2 separate regions of the Homo sapiens genome follow, and region 1 is linked to region 2. Evidence: chromatin contacts called from ENCODE Hi-C or POLR2A ChIA-PET data. All regions are on one chromosome and are shown on one strand. The core of a region is the stretch at or near the end of the contact, and the rest is flanking DNA. Distances in the headings are between cores, read along the strand shown.

Region 1 (5,785 bases), core at 1,220-3,719, 170 kb after region 2:
ATAAATAGTGGTCATAAGATAGGCAGTGTAAACTACCTCACTCTTCCCCACTCTTCCGTAGCATCTGCTGTGAAGATACTGTTTCTTATGGTTTTGTTAGTGGATTTCTTTGTGGAGCTCAAAGTTCTGAACCCAGGTTGATTCAACGTGAAAATAAACATTGATCGTGCAGGCTCAAGGAGCCAGAAGACAGGGGTCGGGGGATGGAAGGCGGGACAGTGGGCAATTGGGCTCAGAGTGATGTGTCCTCAGTGAGAATTCCAGTTTTGCCATAATCTTCCCTGTGAAGTTCTGAGAATGAGTGTACAATGCCATAATGTCCTGGACTATGGTGGGGATGGTGGGTGTTCCCCACACTTGAGCAGAACGAAGCCTGTGTAAGCTGTGAAACTGTCAGCTTTGGAGATTAGTCATCCTTGCTCAGACCCTATAAAGCTTTTGCATTAGTTAGGCTGATGTTTCACTTTTAACTCATATAATAGGCTTCAGACACTTGGAAATAGTGCTTTTATCATTAGGTATGTTGCCATTTTTATTTTTTCAAGTTTCTCGCTCTCTCTCTCACCACATAAGTACACTTAAAGCTTTACCCTTGCTATGAGGTTAACCTAAGGCAGAGGGTATGTTGCCAGCTATAGGCCAAAAGTCTGGGTAGGCATGCGAGAAAGAAATATTTTGGTAGCAATATAGCTTAGGAAGTCAATATTTTTTAACATAAGTGACAGCAAATATTTACAAATTCAGGCTACTGTGGGTGTTCAGATTCTGAGTGAAAAGCAATCTCATGCACTGATATTTACTTTGAATATGTTCTCCTTTTTTCAGCACCCATGACTAATTCCCCTTTTCACAGGGTGAAGAGCAAGTTGGCTCTTGATCTAGCCAGAAAAAAAAAAAAAGGTTTTCTTATACTTCTGGTAGTAGGCATGTGGTTAGAATACAGGAGTAAGAAAACAAATGTGACTCTTAAAATTATAGTACACATTAATAAACGAACTAAACATCTAAATGTTGCTAAAGTGACTGAATCACAGATCCACTGTTTCTTACTCTGGTTTTTGCTAGAGGGGCAATGAACATGTAAATTGAGGGTACAATGCAGCAAATGAACTAAATTAGAGACTTTATTTGAGTATTGTTGATGCCGGGAGAGATGAGAAAAATAAGACAAACCTTGCCTTCAAGGAACTTATATTTGTGAGGAAAATACATCAACAAAGCAAAGTCAAGTAATCATAAAAATATGAACGGCTCTTTAACAGTAGAAGGGAGGGAGAAAGCTGAGCGTGGTTAATTTATACATGGAATGTATGAAGTTGTTTCAGAGAGGCAAGAAATTATTTGCCTCTCTGAGTCTTCCTGGAAACAGTCTCCCTGGAGGAGGTAGATTTGAGTATTGAAAGGAGCATTCTAGGCAGGCAGAAGGCATGAGTGGAATCACAGAGGTGGTGAAAGATCCATGAGAGTGAGATGAGTAAGCCAGGCTGGCTGATGTGAGGTTTTGGGATGGTGAATAATTGGAGACTGTGCTGGAAATAGCTAGTGCATTGGACTCCAGAGGGTCTTAATTGGTGGGACAGGAGCTTCTGCATGCACCATGAAAGACCTGCTCTGACACAGTGAAAATCTCTGCATCTCCCTTTCCCACTGAGTCATCTTAGGCTTCCCTCTCTGCTTTTCCCTTGAAGCCAGGAGTCCATTCCCAGTGGGCAGGCCCATCCTTCCTGAAATCCAGCACAAGATGAGGCCTGGTAGGTGAGTGTGCAGGGCCATGGTGCAGACTCCTCCAAGCTCATCATTACTCCAGCTTGGTCAGGGTCTGTTTGGAAAATGGAGTGGTGACATCCTCTTGCCTCAGGATGTGTGGAAGCTCCTTCCATGTATACAGTAGAAACAGAGCATCTCTGATCCTTTATTACCCCCAGAACCCACTCTCCTGGCTCCTGGCCGAAGGGCCTGAGAAGCAATTGTAAAATTGGGAGCTTGCCCAAAGGACCAGTACTATATAAAGATTCATTTCAAACCCTGAGCAAGGCGTTACGGATGCAGACCTGATAATGAGCCATTATGAGAAAATGAAAAGCACAGACTTTGTGGTGGTGCCCTCAGAGCTAAGTAATTCTGGAGAGTAATTATGAAGCAGAAGAATGATTATACAAACTGCAGACTAAACATTTAGGCCCTGTGTGTGAGGCCAGCTGACAAAGCAGAGGTAATTAATAGGCAGTTACAATGTGGAAGATTCTGGAAAGTAGAGTTCTGTTGTCTGAAATTTAGTCTGACAGAGGAATATTAGCAAGATAAATGTATTTGGACCAAGCACTCCCGAGAGGAAGGGCATGCTCAAATTGTTTCTGTAAAAAGTCTCTGGCGGTGTTTGGCTCCCTTCTGCGTCCTTCATGAAACAGTTCTCCTTGAGTATTACGGTTGGCAAGCATGTGGGTGGGGGAGATGTCACACGCACCCGCTCCAGCTGTACAAGCAAGCCACTGCGAGGATTAGACGCTTGTTAGTTATGAACTTAGGTGTCTGGTCTGTTTCTTTGCCTTTCAAAGGCACTTCCTGGCAGAGAGGTACAATGGTGCTTTGCAGGAAACCCTGTGCCCACAGCATCTGTTCTGCAGCTTGGCAGACCGCAGCTGGCCCTGAGCATGGCCTACTAATTCTCTGGGTCAGGTGTGGCTGTGGTGAGATGGATCTCAGCCAGGTAAGACCCTCTAATCTCTGTTTTCTTTCTCCTGCCATAGATACACTGATGATTGGAGGGTATGACAGGAATTCTTGCCTGCCTTTGGGTCGTGAGGGAAACAGAGACAGCGTAATGGCTTTTTGGAGTGCCAGGAGCAGAGTCCCCAGAGTTCATTCTTAGAAAACTATGAAGCTGTTCTTTGAACTCCAACTTTTTCTCCTATATTCATTCAGGGCTCTTTCCTCTACAACCCCCTCATTCTTGCTGTTGATAGATGCCTCTTTCCTACTCTCTAAATGTCCAATTTTATCTTCCTTTGGAATGCCATCAAATTCTTCCTCCCTTTTTCTGTACCCCACCTCCAAAAATAATCCCAACACCCACCTCGTCAGAGTGTCCATTTATTTCCTCAGGGCTAATCCCAGAAGGAGCATACAAGTTGGTGAACTCATACTAATATGTGAATGATTGTTGCCCTTGGATGGTTAGAAAATCAAGGTAGTTGTCCACTGTAGAAGATTGTTTAAAGCCAAGTGGTTAAGAATATTCTATATCCTTCCTTTTGCATATATTATCTCGTTCATCCTTGTGAAGCAGATAATCTCACCATCTCAATGTACAGAAAAGGAAACTGAGGCTCAGAACATTTTGAGTAGCCTACTTAAATAGTCTAGGCAGAGATTGAACCCCCACGTCTCTGGCCCCAAGAGGTCTTGATAATTCCCTCACAACTGCTGCCTAACAGCAGATAAAATATATTTGGATTCTTCTCACCTTTAAGAAAACCTAGTAAGTTAATCTCTAAAAATCAGCAATCTGCTCAGGGGATACAGGGAGAACTAGGACTATTGTCCCAAATGTGTAGTCATATTTATCTGCTTACCAAATGACCATGTGTTGAATCCCTGAAAACCATGGGAGAAATACCAATTAAAAAAAAAATCAGAGTTCTGTGACTTCTTCTTTACTAGGTTTCCCTAAAATTATGTTTTACTACAAAACCCTGAGTATAGACCACATGCTACGAGATGATCCGTGATATCTCTTAGCCCAGTTATAACAACTTACAGTTTTCCTTTTTTTTTTCTAATTGAATACAATGTTCCCAATTATATTAGTTATAAAAGATAATTGCAAAAACCATGCCTGGTCATTTAAAGTCATCTTCTTCTTGAACCAGTTGGTTCCATCTGGTCTTCTGGATGAAAGAAGTGGAAGACACTGAGCTGAGTTCTGCCCTCCAGTGAGCTTTGTTCTCCAGAAGTTACTTTCTATGATGCCAAACCCACACATCTGGTGAGAAGCAGATGAGGAAGTTTCCCTTGGGATAACCCAACTGGAGGTGATTCACATCACTCAAGGGTGATGCCATAGTCAGAAAAGGAAACTTGACTTAGGCAGAAAAGGAATTGTTGTCTCTCATAACCAAACCATGGGAGCATAGGGTTGTGGCTGGACCTTAGGAATAATCTGGATGAGGAGTCAATGATCCTAAGCCTTTGTCTCCCCATCCCTGGCCTCTGCTTTTCTGTACTTGTTGATTTCATTTTGTCTGACAGACATCCTCCTGACAGCTGAAAACAAGACCAGCAGAAGCAACCAACCCTCACTGCTCACAGCTTGGGCCCAGTGCTCAGCCCCAGGACCAGCTGACACTGATAGTAGCTGTTTTAAACCACAGGAATAAAATGGAGGAAAAATCATCTTCCAAAGACGAGAAATGCTGCTCACAAAAGAAAGGTGCTGTGTAGATTCCCAGTAAACAATATTATCTATAAATGACTCTGGGAATCACTAATAAGTGATGATGAAGCTGATTATGCATTATATAAATGTTTAGATTTGAAAAAAATTGATTTATAGCATATAAAATCCCATTATTTTATATTACTGAAATAGGAATATGAAGGAATGGAAACATTTTATTTTAAAAACATAAAGTTACACTAAGACATTAGCTCCTTTGACTCACATATTTCAAAAACAATGACGGTTTTCAGTGGAAAATAATGCTAAGAAGTTCTGAAAATAACAGTAATAAGGAAGAATTTGAGTAATGAAACATTTATTCACTCATTTTCCTTCAAGTATGTACAATATAGCTATAAAATAATTAGACTAAAAAATGGCAGGCACAGCAGAACCTTAAACCAACAAATTTAAAGTATAGACATTTTGTTGGTATAATAAGAGCATTAATATGTATTGAATGTTTACCAAGTGCAGGTAACTATTATAAAACCTTTATTGGCATGATCTGAATTAGTTCTCAAAACAAATAGTTGGCAAACTAAGGCCTGTGGGCCAAACTCGGCCCACCTTCTATTTTTGTACAGAGTTTTATTGGAACACAGCAACACTCATTCAATTATGCATTGTCTATGGCTACTTTTATGCTACAGAATTGAGCTGTAGTGGCAGAGACTGTATGGACTACAGAGCCTGAAGAATTTGCCATCTGGCCCTTTACAGAAGAAGTTAGTTGATCCCTGCAAAACAATCCAATGGAGTAGGTACTGTTATTTCTGCTTTACCCCAAGGTCACAGAATGGTAGTTGTCAGGGTAGTGATTCAAATCCTGAACTGTCTGACTATAAAGTCTATCATCTTTTTAGATAGATTTATAGCACAGAGCACAGGCCCTAGAGTCAGACTGTTTGGGTTCAGATCAGATTCTACCATCTAGTAACTGCATATTGGACAGTTTGCTTAACTGCCCTGTACCTCGGATTCCTCCATAACTCTTCCCATTGGTAATAGATGTGGCTGGTCATCCTTCGTGTCAGTACAGGCCTTGGACCCGGGGTGTCTGTCCTAGGCCCTGCATCTCAGGGCCTCCCATGCTTTGGAGTGCCTCCTTCAACATTCTCAAAGTTTCTCTGGGAACAGCTGGAGTAGCAGTGCCATCTGGGCAGGGTACCCTGAGCTGGGACCAGTAAGTATCCTAGTCCCCATTTCTGCCCTTTGGATTGCTCTTTGATCTCTACTTCCCAGCCCTCATGTGGGGCTGATCTGATGCCCCAAGGAGCTCCAGGACTCATATCTGTGGGTTTATTTTGGGATCCTTGACCTGGCCCTGATTCCGGGTGGGTGACC
Region 2 (5,686 bases), core at 1,055-3,554:
ATCTGGAAGGCTACATAGCAAATGCTAACAGTGGTTTGATCTAAGCTATTTGACACAGGCTTCTCTATTTTCTTCTTTAAATTTCCCCTTATTTTCCGAAAAAAAAGTTTTTGCCATGAGAAAATAGAAATTCATTTTACAAGTTTACTTCTGTTAAAAGAAATAAAATGGTTAATTCTCGTGGAACATCTTTGGAATAAAAAGAGTGTTTACTCTTTAATAAACATATCTACATATTTATAAATATACAAATATTTATAAATTATATTAGTGTATATGTAGTATATGTGCGTTTGGGTTCCAGTGGCTAAATATACATGTCTATTTATATAAAGGCTATATATGCATAGTCTAGGAAATCTAGAAAATATGCTTTTTTGATGTGGTCAAATTTTCTTTTGTAAAAAGATTAAGTGACTCTGCATAATGGTGTGTTTTTTCCCTTAGAAATTCTAGTCCTTTCCAGGTGGGAAAAATCACTGCCTCGGCTCTGGATCTTTCAACCAAGGCTTGGAGAGTGGTTGCATAGCAACTACTGTTGGCGTAAATGACCAGTCTTGGTTCTCTGGGGGATGATATTGACTTGCACAATAAAATGATGCATTCAGATACTTTGCCAGCTATAATAGGATAAAAGAGCTAGGACCTTTTAGGAGCCATTTGAAAAAAGACTTGGTAAAATGGAGAGCTTCAGTTTGTTCCGTTGGAAATGATGAATCAAATACAGGACAGCTTTGAACAATGAAATTCAACAATGCAAATTCCTCAGGAAAGGAATCATTTCCCTTCTTTTCATCAACATTCATTAAGTTCCTACCAGGTACCAAGCTCTGTACTAGTTGCTAGGGATATAGTAATGATAACAAGCAGTCTCTACCATTTGGGAGCTTACAGGACAGTAGGAAAAACACAAAAGCTAATAACTCTAATACCTGATGCTAAGTGATCAAAGTATATGGGAGGATGTTATGGGACACAGAGAAAGCATATCCAGTGCTACCTTGGGATTGTTCAATAAGCCTTTCTTGAGCAGTGACTGTGTGTTTTGACATGGGGCTACAAAGATGAAAGAGACTTGGCGCCTGGCCATAAGGATTTAAAACCTGACAGAAGAGACATATAAACAATTCAATCTAATACAATGTGGTAAATGCTCAGCTAGCAGAGGGATTAAAGTATGAGAGCACAGAGGTAGAGATTAATGAATGATTTAATGCCTACTTAATACTCTATTGTTTGCAAAACCCTTAAACATACGTGATCTCATTTGATGTTTATGAACAGGTAGGATTTATCTTTCTCTTATTGATGAAGAAACTCAGGCTCAAAGATGTTGTGATTTGTCTAAGGTTGGTGTCATAGTCTGCTTGAACTGTTGTGATAAAATAAGACAGACTGGGTTACTTAAACAATAAAAATGTATTTTTTTACAGTTCTGGAGGCCAAAAGTCCCAGATCAAGGTCATATGGAGCTGGTTCCAGGTAAGGGTTCTCTTCCTGGCTTGCAGATGGCTACCTTCTGTTTGTGTCCTCACATGGTGGAGAAGGAGAGACAGTGAGCAAGCTCTCTAGTATCTCTTCTTATAGGGACATTAATCCTATGTGACCAGAGCCCCATCTTTTTGATCTTATTTAACTTTACTTCCAGGGAGGCCCCATGTCCAAATAGAGCCGTGCTGAGAGGTTAGGGCTTCAAAATAGGAATTTTTGGCGAACACAGACACTCAACGCATAAGAGTTGGGCTATGTACTTGGGGCTTCAGCCAATAAATCGGGTGTGTCTGTGTGTGTGTGTGTGTGTGTGTGTGTGTGTGTGTGTGCTTGTGTATTTCCTTCACCATATTAGATCTATGAGGCATTTTCTCCCAATGTGATGAATCTGTGACTCCCTCTTAACATTGAAGACATAAACAGGTCTGACATTTTGGGTCTCTGGCTACTCTTCCTTTCCCAGCTTATCTTTAGGACTTGCTGACATGCAGTCCTTTCTACAGTGCTCTCCTTGGGCTTATGCACAGTCCATCTGTACCCATTTAGGTCTTGTCACTTGGAATCTTCAGTTGTAAGGAGATCATGACCTGGAAGCTAGTTCTGTTTAAAAAGAATTGGGTGCCTGGGGCAGGTCCCCATTGCCCTATCCAGGATGAGACTGCAGCCTGCTCCAGGACCATTTAGAGAAGTAGGAAGGAGGTGGTAGAGGTAGCCAAGGCAGCAGCCAGGACTTACAGGGCTGGGAAGGGCATTTTGCCCAACAGCAGCAGCTGCCGTTACATGTTGGGCTTCCTGTCTTCTTACCCTCCCAATCAAGGAGCACAGCAAATGCTTCTTCCTGCCTGTGTGGGGCTGATGTGCCCACTTCCTGGCTTCCTCCAGCCTTGTGATCTTCAATCTTTGCTGCACATTCAAATTACTAGGGGGACATTTAAATACTATTAATGCTCACCTTATCCCCAGAGATTCTGATTTAACTGGAGTGGGACTTAGGGTCTCTAGTTTTTGAAAGCTCCTCAAGCGATCTCAACATGTTGCCAAGGATGAAAATTGGACACATTCCGTCTGCCCCGTTTTCAAGGGGGTGGGGCATATGCTGTGATTCCCAGGCTTCTACAGCCTCATCCAATTTGATTCTCTCAAGACCTGTGGGATAGAAGGTATCATGACCTTAGAGATGAAAGCCTGAGACTGCATTTGGCCTGTGAGCTGGGAGGGGTCTGTTAGTAGGCAGAAGGTTTAGGTAGAAACAAAGGCCAGACTTGCTATAAGGAAATCAGGAAGGAATGATATTGTTTTCTTGCTTTTTAAGGCAGACAGGATTTCATTCATTTGTTCATTGAACAATATTTATTGAACAGCTCCTCCATGCCAAGTGCTGCACCAGGGGATGGGTTAAGACGTAGCCCTTGACACGTGGCACCCTCTGGGGCTCAGCCTTGGGTAGCGATTCTTTGGAGAAGTGTGCATTGTCAGAGCATTGTGGAACTGGAAAAGACACTGCCAGGGACAGTTTTCTTCGCCTACATGACTCATATACTGAAAGAATGAAACTAATTTCTTCTTCCATTTAAAATTAAGCCTAGTCAGAATTTGTAATCTTGCTGGGATGTAAGTTTACAAGCCATAGCAAGGGATAATCATGGCAAATTTGAACTATGGCTTGATGACCAGGAAGAGAGAACATATCGCGCTAGACCCACGAATTCCACTGACGGCTCTGACACCCACGAAGTCCATCCATCTCTGTGCAGGGACATTCCACTAAACAAAGCCAATTGATATCTCACATTCTGAAGATTTTTCAAATATTATTACTAAGGCATTTTCCCTTGTTTTGTTTTAATTCAAGTGGGTTTTTATTTGAGACTTAGAGGTCATAAGTTTTATATCCTCAGGCTCGATTTAAAACCTGGCCACAACAGATAGTAAACAGCGGTCTCATTTTCTTGTAACAATAGTTCATGACATTGTGGTAAGAAACTACACTTGGCAGCTGAACATAACAAAAAACGCATGGTCTTTGGAGTTGAACTGGCCCAAATACGAATCCTGTTCTGTCATTTACTTTGTTGGGATCCAGGGCAAGTTACTTAAGCATTTTAAGCCTCTGTTTCTTCATTTTCAAAATGGGTATAGCAATGTGAAAGAGTATATATATGCCTTAAACAGTGGCTAGTATGTAATTGGTTTTTGAAAAATATTCCTTTCTCCATGTGTAATGACATGACACGTGGCACATCTCAGGACCCTGGTTTAAGGAGATGTGAAGCACATAGAAGGTCTTAGTTGAAATTTTGCATTGGAAAAGGAGATCTTATAATCTCCACCATGAATTATAAATATCTAAGGAAGAGAAACAGTGTGTTTCTTATGCTTGCAAATTGCCTTTAATCTTGTATGCTTGTGAATAGTTGAATGACAGGCAGACACAACGGCTTTACGTTCAAGTGACAAGACAAACAATAATACCTGTCAATAGAGACTTACCTCTGTGCCATACACTTTACATATCTTATTATTATTTTTTAAAGACAGAGTCTTGCTCTGTTGCCCAGGCTGGAGTGCAGTGACATGTTCACAGCTCACTGCAGTCCTGACCTCCTGGTCTCAAGCAATCCTCCCACCTCAGCCTCCTGAGTAGCTGGAACCACAGGCAAGCGCCACCACGCCCAGCTGATTTATTTTTATTTTTGTAGAGATGAGGTCTCACTATGTTGCCCAGGCTGGTCTCAAATTCCTGGGCTCAAGTGATCTTCCTGCCTCAGCCTCCCAAAGTGCTATTTTATCCTCATAATAACTTTTAAGAGAGGTGTTATCTCTATTTGCAAATAAGGAAACTAAACAGTAGTCAGGTTAATTGTCTTTCCCAAAGTTACACAACCAGTGGTAGAGGTGGGATTTTAAGCCAAAAATTGTCAGTAAATCATTGTAGATGGTGGCTATCATATTAAGAAGGCTATTTCTTGACTAAGCTCGGTCATGAGATTAGCATTCCAGTACCAACATGCTGGACACTTGCTGAATAGATGAACACATAGAATCAGTGCCTGCAAGCAGGGTGTGCCTAGTTATCCAGCAGGATGATTTCCTGGATGAGGGTTCGAGCCAAGTGAATGGGGTAATGGCCCCTAACAAACCCAGGGCCCTTGGGTCAGTGGCATCTACAATGCAATGATTACATGCTAATAATTTCAGTATTTGCATTATAGTTCAGGAAATAGAAGAACAAGTCTTTTCTTATTGCTTTGCCTTTGTTGGACATTTTGGTTGAGTACAATTTTTCCTTATCACCTTCTGAATACTTTCTGAAATACTTTCAACTGCAATTCGACTTTCAGTCTTTGCAAGTGTATCCATTGGGTGATATGTATGGTGTTATGACATTTATGTTCTAATGACACATAAGGGCTTCCAGATTTGTAGTAAGTCTAGAATTCATCTCCAGTGACTACACTGAGCAAAAACAGAATATGCACTTTGTAATGATAAAAATTCTTAGTAATGGTTCTGTAATTAGCCTAATGATTTCAACAACTGATCTTTAATATGCATGAGCTTAATTCCTGTTAAGAGCAGAAATCTCAGATTCCTCTCAAGGTCTCCCTTCATACTTATCTTCAGTAATTTAATAAATGTGTATGAGTCTATAGTTGCTCATGTTTTCTCCATTTATATGCATTTATCTGGGTCAGCATGTGGTTAGAGTGATGACATACAAAGGAAATTCAGGCCTCTTGTCTCAGAGCCAGAGGCCTGTATAAACATTCCTGTGTCTGAGATTTGGGGGTTGGAGAAGGTCTCTGGACCTGTCCCCTCAAAATGTCAGGAGCTTACTGCATCTCCCAAAAGGATAGTGCCTAGAAAATGTAGACTTTGTTGATAAAAAATACATAGTGATCATTACATTGACATTTGAAGTATCTGGTTCTTTTCAGATTAGGCAGATGATAGTAAAAGGTCATTGGTGGTGTTGATGAAGGAGAGAGTGGTTGATGAGTAGGATATTAATAATGGCCCTTTACTGAGGCAAGCAAACAGAACCTAACAGACAATATATAGGCAAATACTGTTAAAAACACGGCGACACAAAAACTCACAGGGCTCCACAGAAATACAAGCAAAAACAAACTCCAGACCTCTTGGCTTAACATAATTCCAGAAAAGACCCAGTAAGGATCTGGATAAAGTGTCC

Evidence for each region. Hi-C counts contacts between places; a loop is a spot of excess contacts on that map. ChIA-PET counts read pairs that join two places held with the same protein, here RNA polymerase II (POLR2A). Pooled maps may share reads with other maps.
Region 1: a pooled map shows a loop between it and region 2 (2.6-fold over the local background). The contact joins two enhancer-like sites. A Hi-C loop is called at or near these places in 1 of 168 maps with a recorded cell type or tissue (IMR-90) and 4 of 50 pooled maps. POLR2A ChIA-PET finds 5 or more read pairs at or near these places in 1 of 52 experiments (naive thymus-derived CD8-positive, alpha-beta T cell).

What each region holds. Positions count from the first base shown.
Region 1 is chr2:37,623,847-37,629,631 of GRCh38, forward strand. No RefSeq gene overlaps it. Among named protein-coding and RNA genes, the nearest start is that of CDC42EP3, 45 kb to the right of the region's middle. RefSeq lists enhancers at 1,340-1,609, 5,089-5,785, 5,751-5,785. Within about 2 kb of position 2,470, at least 15 of the 41 ENCODE cell types and tissues checked have a DNase peak (open chromatin) inside an H3K27ac peak, as active enhancers do.
Region 2 is chr2:37,454,392-37,460,077 of GRCh38, forward strand. No RefSeq gene overlaps it. Among named protein-coding and RNA genes, the nearest start is that of LINC03063, 110 kb to the right of the region's middle. Within about 2 kb of position 2,305, at least 7 of the 41 ENCODE cell types and tissues checked have a DNase peak (open chromatin) inside an H3K27ac peak, as active enhancers do.